Linked DNA regions of Mus musculus: region 2 is linked to region 1. The links are chromatin loops, found by intact Hi-C in ENCODE. Cell type or tissue: left cerebral cortex. All regions are shown on one strand.

Region 1 (2,500 bases):
AGATTTTACTCAAATGTCCCTCAAAAGGAGGAATGCCAGCATCCCGGGTGTAAGAAGATGTGTGTCCCTCCTCCACAGAACATGTCACCCTGTGCTGTGTGCTTTATCTGAGCCCTCGGGGGGACCCAGTGGTGCTGGCCTATGATTCCAGTATTGCTCTTTCTTAAACAACCCCAGACACACAGAGTCGGTTTTAATGAACAATGGTCAGGGCATCCCAATGTCTCTTGCCAAGCAGAGGGGATTCAATATGTCAGCTTTCATGGACCCCAAGTGAAAGCAAGCCCGCATGTGATGTGTAATGGCCACACCCCATTTCCCCACGATGGACGGAATGAACCCTCAAGTGGACCTTTGAGAGGCTCCCCAATGATATACAACATGGAGTTAAACATCAGGGTACAGGAATGAGCAATGGGCAGCTTAAGGGAGGAGGAGCCTCATGGTGGCTGGATCGTTTCCATGACAACAGGGATGCAGGGTCTCTCAGAGGGAGAAAGATGTCCATAGTTGACGCTTCCATATCAGAGCATCTGACTGCCATGTTGTACAGCATCGTGCTTGCTCCAGACTGGATTTGACAAGATCCCTTTGCCCTAAGCATGGTGCTCATCCCTGCTCTTCCCAAGGGATAGCTTATGGTGCTGACTTACCATCCACCCTGGGCAGGGAAGTGGCAGGGCTTGACAACAGACACTTTGAGGTGCCAAGCCCTGTCTTCAACTTTGACCTTCTGTCAAGGTCAGACACTCCCTTCTCTCCAGTGCCCACCCTCTCAGTAAGTAGCATATGCCCACTAAGGGCACGCACTACTCTGTCCACCATGGTACCACAGGGTTCTGTTCCCCAGGAAGCCTCTTTATCTACACTCCTGGTTTCAACACTGAAACTGGATTCAGGTCAGTAATTGGGGGAGGGACCCACTCTGACAGCCACTGCCCTCATCCCAAATCAACCCTCAGGGTTCCTTCAAATGGCGCATCTTCATGGCCAACTTCACTAGCCTCAGATGTACGTGGACACACACCTCTGGGTGTGTGTGTGTGAGTACACTTCCACAAATGTCTGCAGACTGCTTCCCTGCTCTGTGGCCATCTGTCAGCTCACCTCATCTGTGCTGATTTGACTGCATTCACAGGGGTTATAAGACATTTGGGAAGATCAAAGCTCAGGATGGTTAACTGACTTTTGAGCAGGTTACAAGCACACATAGTGGGGGAAAGAAGGGATCTTGTGCTTGACTCGGGAAGCTGGTGACTCTCTGGCAGGAATGAAAGCCCACCCTCACCTCACACTACACACACACACACACACACACACACACACACACACACACACACACACACACAGCGGCCAAATGCAAGCAGAAGGGTCCTGAGGGAAGAGAACTGCTTAGCCATGATGATCTTGGTGTTTTACTTGGCTCTGATGTCAAAGCCACAGGCAACTCAGGATGATGTCTTTAAGTCAGGCCTCATACATGCTGGGTAAGTGCTCTACCACTGAGCCACACACACCCTCTCCCTCTGTCAGACACTAGGCAAGCCCTTCCCTGCTGAGCCACACCCACAGCTGCCACATTTGATCTCAATGATCTTCATCTTTCCATTCCCCATGGAGAAATGGGATGCAGGCGTTACAGATCATGCATGGCATTACATTAGTGTGGGGAGATGAGGGAAGACATGATGGGTCCACAGCTTGGCAGGGGACCATGGGCGGTTGTTTATTAGAACCCTGTGTATCTGGGGGTGTTTCAGAAGGGCAAGACTGGAATCATAGACCAGCATCACTGGTCAGATAAACAGCTCAGATAAAGTGAGGTTTGCCCTATGGTTCAGAGGACACTGGGACACCTGGTCCTCAGGGTTGCTAGAGTGAAAACAGAGTAAATGAGGGGGGCAGGGAGATCCACCCCTCTCCCTTCACAGAGATTGAGAGTGGACCTTGGGGACAGGGAGTAGGAGTTGGGAGCTGGTAGCCCTCAGCAATTTAGTGCATTCTTAGTGAGAAGGGGCCCCTGTGCAAACCGCAGGAGTGGATATTTTATGGTTAATATATTTGTGTATTTATAAAACTGTTGGCTCACCACAGTGAACTATGGGACCATTTAGCCAGTTTGTGAAGGTGTGTGTGTATGTAACTCCAGAATGTAGAAATTTGAAGCAGGTGGTATTCTGTGAATTACAGACTGGGGTGGGACATATAAGAATAAATTAATTCATTTTAGTTTAATTCAATGCATTTTGATTTAATTCAGTGCTTCAAATTATATATATATATACACACACACACACATACACCTAAATTTTAAAGTCATAAATTTAAAGTATCCGCAGTTTTATTTTCCCGAACTGCCATAAACCCGGCCTGCATGTTGTAGAAACAGTGCACCTTGATGAACACTGGCCAGATTCCCAGGGTGCCAGGGCCACATGCACTGCTGAAAAGTTTCTGTGTGGTCTGAGGACTCCCTCAGAGTGCACCCTCCCCCATGGCT
Region 2 (2,500 bases), 110 kb after region 1:
CTCTATCTGAGCCTTCGGGGGACATGGGAATGCTGCTCTATGATTCCAGCCTTGCCCCTTTGAAACACCACCAGAAACATGGTTTTAATAAACCATGGCCAAGGTCTCCTGCCAAGCTGTGAACCCATCATAGCCTCACTGAGATTCCCATGTAAGTCCTTTTCTCTTCTACAGCCCCTTCAGCACTCACACTGGACACTAGCTTCCCATTGGACCAGACCCTGCTCTTCTTGGGCCTGGTTCTCACCTTCCGGTCTGCCATGCAGTGGCTCCCTCATGGTGAGAAGGGAGACACAGACCAAAGCCCCTCCCCCCACCCTTGACCTCCTCTCCAGCAGAGGAGCCCTGGAAGCACAGCAATTGTCCCAGACCCTGCCCTCCCCTTCTGGTCTGGCTTATACCTCATTCTCAAGCCCCACAGAGAAACATGGACAGTCTCTGGTCTTGGCATGGCCATGTCTGTGTTTTGGTGACATCTGGACCCCACTGGCAAGGAGAGTCAGAACCTGGGACACACAGCAAACCTGGGTCCCACGTTGCTCATTTGGATGGCCCTGTCCTGAGGCATTTGGCATCCTTTCCTGATGGGCTCAATGCACAGAGTGTGGTGGGAGGGTAGAGGCTGAGACTGATGGCTCCAGCCAGCTGAAGACACAGGTGGAGGTGGAGTCTTGATTGTGACACTGGAAAGGACCCACCTGCTGATGTCTGGACTTTGGGTTTCTAACCCAGAGCCTTTCTGCTCTTTAAACCCCATTGTCACTTTTCCACAGACAAATCTACACAGTTTGTCCCTGCAACCTGGGATCCACCAGGACCCTTGATTCTCAGTGATTCTGGGTCTGTCTCACACACAGAATCTACTACTCTTGTTCTGTTTCTTCTGATTTTTGTTACCACCTCTGGGTCTTTGCAGAGTCTGTTCCCAGCACCCTGCATGCTGTTCCACTTCTGCAACTGGATTGAGGTCCTGAGTTCTTCTGTCCTTGGCTAAGAGGTCCCTGCCTCAGGGAGCAACTCAGGAGCCCTTTCCGGGATCCTGGGTAGAGTCAGCTGCCCTCCCCACCTCCCATAGAGTCTTATAAACCGAACTTCCTGAGAAAGGGGAAGAAGAACAAGACAGAAAGCCACGTGGGTCCTAAAGACTCTCCAAGGCTGAATATCTAATTAGAACTTAGTGATGTTGGCAAGTCAGAGCAAAATGACCATAGGCTCTCTTCAGTGTTTTAACAGGCATTCAGGCTTGCCACTGTGTCTTACCCAGCAGGGAACCCTGCCAATAAGGACTGGCCTGGCTAGATCTGTCACTGGGCAGGGATTCTTTAAGGAATAACTGGACACATTCTCACTGGATGTGAGGACCACTCCACAGGAGGACACTCCAACCTGGTACTGCACATCAGGTGGGGAAGCCACCACTGGGCGATCACAGGCCCCAGGGATAAATGTCAGGCTGCTCCTTACATCTTTATACCTGATATTATGTAGGCATCCCTCATCTACAGTTCCTGCTTCTCCATGACTCTAGCTTATGTTTATTTGGCATTGAACCCATCCAGGACAAAGTTCTTTTTCCTTGGGGTGTGGTCACTGGCAGATTACCCACTTCCCAGTGGTTGGCTTCACACCTGTGTATGAGAAGCATGGACTGGATCCAGTGGTTTAATCATTAAAAGAGTCACACTAATTTGGGATGGGGAAGTGTTCCTTGGGAGGAAAGGGGGGGTAAATTTGATAAAATATATTGAAGGTATATTATGATAACTTCAAAGAATAGTATACAAAATGTCCAGGAGGATATTCAATTCCACTATATTTTGCCTTTCAAGAGGCACAAACCACTTCTGCAGAGCTGGTCAGATCCCCTCAGGGGGCTCCTGAGGATATCATGTCTCCAGCAGCTGCTGGACATGTGGCCAAGAGGGCAAATCCAGGTCTTACACCTTGGGACCTGGGCACTCCCTGACTCAGTCAGACTTACTGAAGAGGTTGTCTGCATAGATGAGTGACCCTTGTTCAGAGGCTCGGGAGAGCTCAAAAGTGGAATAGATCAGCTGGGCACAGTGACACAGTATAATGCTAGCAACAGGGGTTGAGGCAGGAGGATAGCTGTAAGTGGACTGACAGCCAGCCTATAACAGAGGTCCTGTCTCATAAACAGCAGCAAATTGCTTCACTGAGATAGCTCAAAGGGTACAGGTGTTTGTCATTAACCTTGATGGCAGGACCCCTGTGGTGGAAGGAGAGAGAGCCGACTCCTACAAGCTGTCCTCTGACCTCACATGCTCACACACAGGAAATAAATGTCATAGACTATCTAAAGCAGGATTAGCTTGGCTCTCAGACAGACCTGCTCAGGACCCTCAGCCTCCCGTCCTCCCACCCTGGTTCTTGTGGGAGGGGCCTTCAGCATCCCAGTTCCCTCAGACAAGGTCAGGATCCATCAAGGTGGCTTTGATATCAGCCAGGCCATGAAGACTACTTTTTGCTAAGGGCCAGC

What was found. Hi-C counts contacts between places; a loop is a spot of excess contacts. Peaks named below come from ENCODE experiments on the same cell type or tissue, not always from the same donor. Only the 100,000 strongest peaks of a DNase experiment are listed, where the experiment ranks them.
Region 2: it touches region 1 in a loop (14-fold over the local background); 5 of 42 quality-filtered maps call a loop at or near these places.

Annotation. Positions count from the first base shown.
Region 1 is chr5:120,784,089-120,786,588 of GRCm38, forward strand. It overlaps Oas1e (2'-5' oligoadenylate synthetase 1E), which reads right to left. Exons shown (of 6, transcript NM_145210.2): 6 at 2,224-2,500. Among named protein-coding and RNA genes, the nearest start is that of Oas3, 7.7 kb to the left of the region's middle. In left cerebral cortex, no CTCF peak of the experiment used is centred here; no DNase peak of the experiment used is centred here.
Region 2 is chr5:120,890,169-120,892,668 of GRCm38, forward strand. No RefSeq gene overlaps it. Among named protein-coding and RNA genes, the nearest start is that of Oas1g, 3.8 kb to the left of the region's middle. In left cerebral cortex, no CTCF peak of the experiment used is centred here; a DNase peak (open chromatin) is centred at 1,403.